Linked DNA regions of Homo sapiens: region 1 is linked to region 2. Evidence: read pairs that join two places in POLR2A ChIA-PET (ENCODE). Cell type or tissue: A673. All regions are shown on one strand. Each heading gives the region's core, and the rest is flanking DNA. Links, peaks and the distances in the headings are about the cores only. Region 1 overlaps ZMIZ2 (zinc finger MIZ-type containing 2). Region 2 overlaps CCM2 (CCM2 scaffold protein).

Region 1 (4,387 bases), core at 198-4,197, 280 kb after region 2:
GATGCTAACGATGGTCACCCTTGGGGGTAGGGCAGGAAGACTGGACCCTGCAATCTTATGCCTTTCAAAACTTGAACCCATGAATGAAGCAGGCAGTAAAAAAGTTAGTAAAATGACAATTATATTTGGAAGAAAAAATAGCCTAGTCTTGGGGGAGCCAGGCCCACCTGCCTCCTTGGCGTGGGAGGCCTGTCCTGTCAGCCTGACAGCCAAGGCACTCGGAGTTCACGTCTGTCCAGAGAATGACACTGATGTATCGACTCAAGATATTTTAGCAGCAGCAAATTCCGGCAAGACTCTGCAGTAACCACCTACCTGTATGTGGCGACAGTCATGACCTCGGGCAGGGAGCTGGATCCTGCGGAAGGTGATGGGGCACTTCAGGGACACCTTGATAGCTGTCTGCTCCACCCCGTCCTCTCCGTTGGGCCCAGGGGTGCCAGGGATGGTGCCGCTGCTGAAGTTCCGCTTTACTGACATCAACAAGGTAAAGGACTTGAGTAAAGGGTCCCCAAGATGGGGAGGTGTGAATGGGGATGCCAACGAGGCAGGGACCCAGTCACTGACCCACTGACAGCTCTGAGGGGCCACCTGGAACTAACCACTGCCCCTACTGCAGAGCCACCTGTCCAAGGAGAAGGCCTGGTGTGACACGAGGAGGTGCCCACAAGGAGGATTGTTGGGCTTGGGCCACACAGAATGGGGATGGCTGCCTGGCAGCTGAGGGGCAGGAGCCACTCACTCTTGGTGATGCAGTGCTCAGCAGGCAGGAGGCGCTTTTTGAGGAGGCCCTGCAGCACCGAGCGGACGGATGGGCGGTGCACTAGCTGCAGCACGAAGAGGTGGGACTGCAATACAACGGGAGGATGTCATCAGGGGGACTTGGGCCAGGGGCCACCCTGGCCAGGTAAAGGGTGTGCTGGGGGTTGTGTGTCAGGGGCTGCCAGGTGGGGGAGGGACAAGGCTGAGGGCAGGGTGAGCTGGGGGTGGGGATTCAGCCAACAAAACTCCTCAGTGGCTTGGCCCCATCCAGCTGCCTTTCCTGGCCTCAGCGCCCTGCCCACGCTTGTATCCATCTCTACAGCTGTGCTGGGCATCCTGCCGGTCTAACCATTGCCTAGTCACCACTTCTCCATGAAGAGAATCACCTCAAGTCCCCTTGAACGTTCCCCCTGCTCGCACATCCACAGTCACAGATGCTGGGTCTGTGTTGACATCTGCCACATCCCAGACAATGTGGTGTGTGGCCAACCCGTCCCCAAGGCCCTCATGCCCAGGCTGACTAGTGCACTCATAAGCCATGTCTTTCTTCTCTAGCCCAAGGGTGACCCTGATGCTTGCTAGAACCGGTAATGCTTGATCAGCCGGGGACTCCGAGCTCCATGAGCTTTCTGCATATCCTGGTTTCTCTTACATAATTAATGTGAGCATCAAATCTAGTCAATTTACTCTAACTGGAAAACAGCTAGGGTATATTACTGGATCGCTTTCTTAAAGGGCAAGGATGACAGATTAAAATAGAAATACAAGGCAGTAACAAAGAGAAGCAACGCATTTTTCTGAAATAATAAAGCCCCCACGTCCTGCTCTCCACCCTGCAAGGGGGCACACATGCTACAGCAGGCGGTGGACAGCAAAACAGCAGACGGCGGCATGATCTGATGGTGCTGCAGGCCGGCCCGCCCATGTCCTGGCTCCGCTCCCACTGCGCCGCTGGGCCAGGCCCCGCCCACACCCCGCCCCACCCCACGGCACCGCTGGGCCAGGCCCCACCACACCCCGCCCCACGCCACAGCACCGCCCCCTCGGCGCAGGACACGCACGCAGCAGCAGGCGGTGACGGTGATCTGGATGGTGTTGCGGCCTGGCTGGCACACATGCTTCAGGTAGAGTGGCTTGTGCGAGGTCTTGTTGTCGCCACGCTCGATGGTGAGCGGCGTGGCATTGACGCTGACCTGCACCGAGGCTGGCCAGTTGGTGTTCATCTGCCGGTCCTCGTGGTGGTAGCACTTGAATTGCAGCTCCAGGTCAGGCCTGCTCAGGAAGATGGGTGGACACCCAGAAAACGGGCCCTGAGAGTGTGGGAGGAGGAACAGAGCCTCGTGGGGGTCAGGTGGGGGCCAGGCGGAGCTCACCTCATTATCAGGGTCTTGTAGACTGAGTCTCGCAGCTGGAAGACATGGTTGCTTACAGCCAGGTTGTGCTGCAGGCGGAAGGGCTCCAGGACCACCCCATCGCGCACAGGGAAGGTCAGCCGCAACTCGTCACAAGGCCCGCTTCCTGGGAGCAGAGGCCACTGGCTGTGAGCTGGGTTGCCCCAGCCAGAGCGTCTTGTGTCACTCAAGGAGGGCAGCGGCTCCCCAGCCACCTTCCCCGCAGGGACCTTGGTGAAGGGAGCCCCTCCTGTCAGGCACTGCTTGGCAGGCCTGAGTGGTGCCCTGGGGCTGGGGCCATGGGCAGCATCTCTCCTGAGGCCTGGGCATTCGGTCGTGATGTTCTGTCTTGCCTCCTGCCTCAGCAGTCCAGCCCAGTGTCCCCTAAACCATAATAGGGGAACATGTCCCCAGCCCAGACAAAAGGTGTTTCCAGTGCTTTCAGAGAGACTGGGAGGCCAAGGTGTGTGAGAGCCTCCTGCAATTGCCCTATAGCTCTGTTTAGAGTTCTACGATCCCAACTTCTGCTGCTGTGGTCTCCCTGGAATGGGCTTCCGGGGTTCATAAATCCCCTGAAATTATATACAACATTTTGTGCACAGGGGAGAGAAGAGCCACAGCCTCCTTTGCAAAGAAAGCCACAAACAGAACAAAAAGGTGAAGGCTTGGCACTAAGCGACTTGTCTTTAAGAAGATGGAATCCTTGGCCTTTTTTTTTTTTTTTTTTAAGACAGGGTCTTGCTTTGGGACCCAGGTTGAAGTGCAGTGGCAAGATCACACTCACGGTAACCTTGAACTCTTGTGCTCAGCCTCCGAAGGTGCTGGGATTACAAGTGTGAGCCACCACACCCAGCCCTTTTCTTAGGGATATGGCAGCCATCCCCTGTCCCCCAAGCTCCTACAGGACTCTCTGGAGTCCTGTGATTCCCCCATGCCCACCCTGGCCTTGTCACCCCGCTGTCCCAAGAGTGGACAGACTTACCAGAGGGCGATGAGTGCAAGGAGTTGAGGTTGGGCTTGAGATCAGGCAAGAAGGGAGACTTGACCTCTTGGTTTGGTGACATGTAAGGGACGCTGCTGCTTGGGGTCATGGGTGGCGTGGGGTTCCCTGGCAGTGGGGAACTGGGATAGCCCGGGATGGAACGGGTAGGCTGTAGGGTTGAGCACAAACAGTCAAGGCAGATTGCCAGGGTGGATGGGAGTGGAGTCTGTTCACGGCGCACCCACTGGGAACCATGATAACAGAGGTGGACAGGAGGCGGCCCCAGGGGTGCCTGCCCGGTCGCCCTCTCTCCATATGCCCACCCTGTGAGCCTCCCGGCCCATCCTCCCGGCCAGGCCCCCTACCCCACTCAGGCCAGGTTGGCTGTAGCTGACGCTGCCCCCGTTGAAGCTGGCGCCCTGCCCGTTGAACTGCTCTGTGGGCTGCGGGAGAGAAAACTGCATGCACCTGGGGCTCCAACCTGACCCCTGCCGGGCCCCCTGGACCTGACCCTAGAAGCCCACCATACACGGTCTTCTTTACACTCTCTTGTATTTTCCAAATAATCTACAAGTAACACTACTTAAAGCAATCATAGCCACAGAGGAAAATGATCAAACAGGTTGGAGGGGCTGAAAAGACAAAAGCACGCTAAGCCCTCCTCCTCTCCTCCCCCAAGCTGCACCACCCGGCGCACCCAGGCTCCCAGGGAGGTAGGCTCTGCCCATGCACCCAGAAAGGGTACATGGCCAGCAGCGAGGGCCTGTCCTCTCAATGGATTTCTCTGCAGCAAGTAGAAGGAATGACACTTTTCCATAAAGAACATTCAAATGTTTTGGGTACCCACCTGCTGCTCCCTGCACAGGATACCCCTGAGATATATGAATCTTGTAGAGGGTCCTTTCGGAACTGGATCCCAAACCCCAGGAGCTGCTCCTGCACTGGTCAGAATGCCCCCACCCCCCACCCCCCATCTCCTGTAGAGCTGTGGTCCATGAGCACACATGGACCTACACATCCTGCTGGCCCCTTTAGCCACCCTGTCGCTCTCGAGGACAGGACTGCCCCAAGGTCCCCTGTCCCACAGCACTCAGCACGGAGCCCGGCACAGGGCCTGGAGGAGCCTGCCCTACCTTATAATGCAGTCCCGTGGGGCCAGGCACGGACAGGGACTGGGTCATGCCCTGCTGCAGGGGCAGCCTGTGCCCAGGGTAGGAAGGGGAGGGGGCAGGGGGCTGCCCAGGGCTGGGCG
Region 2 (4,387 bases), core at 212-4,211:
TTTTAATCAAGAATGGGTGCTGAATTTTGTCAAATAAACTTTCTGCCACTGATTGATATAATTATGTGATTTTTCTTCTTTAGCTTGTTAATATGATGGATTACATTTTTTTAAGCGGTGATTTTTCTTTTATTTCTGCAAACATATGGTATTATTAAGCAATTCATCTAACTTCCCATTTATGGAAATCAATACAAAAGTTCCAAGGTGATTCAAGTTCCCATGCACAATAGCAGGGCCTGAATGGAAACCAGGCGCTGATTTTTCAACTGAAACTGCACAAACTACTCTAAAGAAATTGCTCTATCAGCTGTCACTTCTAGCTGCACCTAGCAGCTATAACGATAGTGGAGCAAGTGTTCAACATATATTTGTTGAATAAGTTAATGTCAGATAGAAAGAAAAGGCTAGACATATGTAAAGGTATCTGATAAGATACAAATATTGATACAGCAAGAACACAAAGACAGGCCACAAATAATTTCACCAATTTCTATTATACCTTCAGAACAGCACTATCCAAACTAGTTTTGTAAAACCAAGAGGCTTTTCTAGTCATCTTGGGGATCGGTTAGAGTTTAGTTATGAAATCTTCAAAACAAAATTTTAATAACTTTTGAATTAAAAATCATATTATAGGGTATACTTAAGAGGTCTAAGGAAGGAAGGAAGGAAAATAAGAATCACTGTAACAATCACAAAGTATTATGGTTCTAGGAAAATTTGGAAATAATTATATTCTCCATAGTAATTTGCCATATGAGGTCACTAATGTCTCTTCCCTACCTCTAGAAAATGGTAATTCTCTCCATAAACTAGTAAAAAATGTTTGGTGGTTCTGTGATATAGTCTAATTCTACTGAACATAAAAAGACAGCCCAGTCAAATTGGGCTAAATCTTGAGGACCAGAAGTGTAGTTTATGCTGTAAGGAAGTCAAGAGTCAAGATGGGGAACTTACAGCAATTGGGGTTTCCCTCCTTTGAATCTCATCCTGGAGATGCCTCAGAAGCAAGTGGGCTATAGATGGAACTCAGAACGTAATATAAAAACTACAGCTGGGCCAGACGTGGTGGCTTACACCTGTAATCCCAGCACCTTTGGAGGCCGAGGCGGGAGGATCACAAGGTCAGGAGATCGAGACCATCCTGACCAACACGGTGAAACCCCATCTCTACTAAAAATACAAAAAAAGATTAGCTGGGCGTGGTGGCAGGCTTCTGCAGTCCCAGCCACTCGGGAGGCTGAAGCAGGAGAACAGCGTGAACCCGGGAGGCGGAGCTTGCAGTGAGCGGAGCCTGCACCACTGCACTCCAGCCTGGGCGACAGAGCGAGACTCCATCCCAAAACGAAACAAAACAAAACAAAAAAACTATAGCTGATATTCTGGAGGGAATGGAAAAAATAAAGACAGATCTGTGGAACACAGACCTCAAGCACTGGAAAGGCAAGATCACAAACTAAACAACTAATTCTGGAGGGAGAAGAACTGATAAGCCAGAGAAAACAAGAATTTACAATAATCCTAATAAATATTCTCAAGGGCATGTAGGAGGGCACTGGAAACAAATAGGGACAAGGAGTTATAAAAAAGGACCAATCAGATATAGTAGAAACAAACAATTTAATTCAGGGTTGAATGAATACAGTTGAGGAATGAATTCATAAGACGGAGAGTGGTTTGAAACATTCCCAGAAGGCATTGGGAAGAGTAAAGAATAGGAAAAATGAGAGAAAAATGAAAGGGCATGAAAAATAAAATAAATATCAATATGTGATTAATGGGAGCCCTAGAAGGAAAGAAAAAAATAAAGTTAAATATTTGAAGAAATGTTAATTAAAATTTCTCCACAATTTTTTTTTTTTTTGGGATGGAGTCTCACCCCATCACCCAGGCTGGAGTGCAGTGGCACAATCCCAGCTCACTGCAACCTCCGCCTCCTTGGGTTCAAGTGATTCTCCTGCCAATGGATTACATTTTCAAGTATCAAACCAGCCTTGCATCCTCAGAACAAACTCCACTTGTTCACGGTGTATAATTTTTTTGTTGTTTATTCTCACAGCCACAGTAGGTATAATTTTTTCTATATTGCTGAATATGTTACCTAATAGTTTCCTGAGGAATTTTATGTTTGTATTGGTGTCTGTTATTTCTTTTAATTTTGCACTGTTTTTTGTCTGGTTTGGTATCAGGGCAATACTGCCCTTACAAAATGAGTCAGAAAATATTCCAAGTGCAGTGGTTCATGCCTATAATTCCAGGACTTTGGGAGGCTGAGGTGGGAGGACTGCTTGAGTCTAGGAGTTCAAGACAGCCTGGTCAACACAGTGAGACCTCATCTCTACAAAATAAAAAATTAGCTGGGCATGGTGGCAGGCACCTGTAGTCTCAGCTACTCAGGAGGCTAAGGTGGGAGGGCTGCTTGAGCTTGGAAGGTCGAGGCTGCAGTGAACCATGATCATGCCACTGCACTCTAACATGGGCAACAGAGACAGACCCTATCTCAAGGAAAAAAAAAAAAAAAAAAGAAGAAGAAGAGAAGAGAAAGCAGAGAAGAGAAGAGAGAACAGAAGAGTTCCCTCCCTTTCTGTTTTTCTGGAAGAGTATGTAGAATTGACATTAATTCTTTAAATGTTTGATAGAATTCTCCAGTGAAACCATTTGGGCCTAAAGACTTTTTTTAATGGGAGTTTTCAAATTAGATACTGAATTTCTTTAATAATTATAGGGGTATTCAAATGATCTATTTCATATTGGATGACTGTGGGAGGAGTTTGTGCTTTTCAAGGAATTGGTCTATTTTTTGGCCCACTGTGTGTGGAGTTGCTTGTGTTCTCTCATTATCCTTTTGATTCTCAGGGTCTCTCAGAACTTGAAGAATGTTGTGCCACTGGTCCTCATTATGTGTAACAAGAAATCTGCTTTCTGTTTTCCCCTATGAGTAAAGTGTTTCTTTCTTGCCACTTTCAAGATTTTTTGTTGTTGTTGTCTTTACTTTTCAGAAATTCTACTATGATGGGCTTTAGTAGTGGATTTATCTTGTTTGGCGTTTGCTCAGCTTTCTGAATCTTTTAAGTTTGTCCTTTGCCAAACGTTTCAACCCATAAGATCTTTGAAAAGTTTTTCAGCCCTTCCCTCTTTCTCCTCTCTTTTCAGGACTTCAACAATACAAATGCTAGAAAATTTAACCTAGGCCCTCAGAAGGGAAGGGAACGGCACCTTTTTTTTTTGAGATGGAATCTCGCTCTGTTACCCAGGCTGGAGTGCAGTGGTGAGATCTCAGCTCACTGCAATCTCCATCTTCCGGAGTCAAGCAATACTCCTGCCTCAGCCTCCTGAGATTACAGGCGTGTGCCACCACAACTGGCTAATTTTTGTATTTCTAGTAGAGATGGGGTTTCACCATGTTGGTCAGGCTGGTCTTGAACTCCTGACCTCGTGATCCGTCCGCCTCAGTCTCCCAAAGTACTGGGATTACAGGCATGGGCCACGGCGCTCGACAACACCACCTTTACCACCAAGTAGGGGTCAAAGGTCAGATTCCCTACTTGGCCTCCTGCGTGGAGGGCTCCTTCCTCGTTACTGCTGGGTATGATAAGAGTTCTGGTTCCCCATGTGGCTTCCACTGATTCTTCCCTGGTTGGAAGGAATAGGAGGGCCTCATTACTGCCCCACCCAATGTGGTCTCCACTAACACTCCAGAACCACACAAGGTTCCTTAGGGGTTTGTTACTGCCCAACAGGGATAAAAGTCCATGGTCCCTATTCAACTTTCTCTGGAGGAGTAAGTGGCCCTCACTTAGCCTCTGGTAGCAGGCACAGAGGTAGGACCACAGTCCTTTCTATCATGTTTGGTTTGCACTGAGCAGTTGTCTAAATATTCTCTGTTTTGTGCTAGGCTGCCCCTTTCCTGGTCCTTTGGTCAGAAGGAGCTGGCTTTGGCAGGGGGTTCTGTCTGTACCTGTTGGTGTTTCTGGGCTGCCAGTTTCTTCGGCTCATAGTCTGGGCTACATGAGGCAAAAAGACAACCTGAAGAAATCACTACTGGGTCATTTTCTGGGTCCTGGGTGGTCTGCGTTCTCTTTACCTTTCAGAGTGTTCTTACGTTATTGCATATAGTGTCCAAGGATTTTAGATTTTAGATGCACTTAACTAGAAGAACAGGGAAAAGAATGTCTACTTCATCTTCCCAGAAACAGGAGTTTCCAACATTTAAGTTTTCATTTTTAATGATTTATTATCAATTCCTCCACACCTCTATTTGCTTTGTTTCTATGTACTATTCTATTTCTTCAGCAACTTCTCAATACATTATTCTACCCAAACATATAGTCTATACTTACTTATCCCAGAGCTTCTGTGGCCTGTTTCTTAGATTAATTTCCTG

What was found. ChIA-PET counts read pairs that join two places held together with the same protein. Peaks named below come from ENCODE experiments on the same cell type or tissue, not always from the same donor. Only the 100,000 strongest peaks of a DNase experiment are listed, where the experiment ranks them.
Region 1: POLR2A ChIA-PET joins it to region 2 with 5 read pairs; 2 of 35 experiments call an interaction of 5 or more read pairs at or near these places.

Annotation. Positions count from the first base shown.
Region 1 is chr7:44,759,342-44,763,728 of GRCh38, reverse strand. It overlaps ZMIZ2 (zinc finger MIZ-type containing 2), which reads right to left. Exons shown (of 19, transcript NM_031449.4): 7 at 4,269-4,387; 8 at 3,501-3,578; 9 at 3,136-3,304; 10 at 2,136-2,280; 11 at 1,824-2,034; 12 at 743-848; 13 at 316-473. Among named protein-coding and RNA genes, the nearest start is that of ZMIZ2, 13 kb to the right of the region's middle. In A673, for the core only: no CTCF peak of the experiment used is centred there; a DNase peak (open chromatin) is centred at 1,768.
Region 2 is chr7:45,041,109-45,045,495 of GRCh38, reverse strand. All of the region lies in intron 2 of CCM2 (CCM2 scaffold protein), which reads right to left. Among named protein-coding and RNA genes, the nearest start is that of CCM2, 43 kb to the right of the region's middle. In A673, for the core only: no CTCF peak of the experiment used is centred there; no DNase peak of the experiment used is centred there.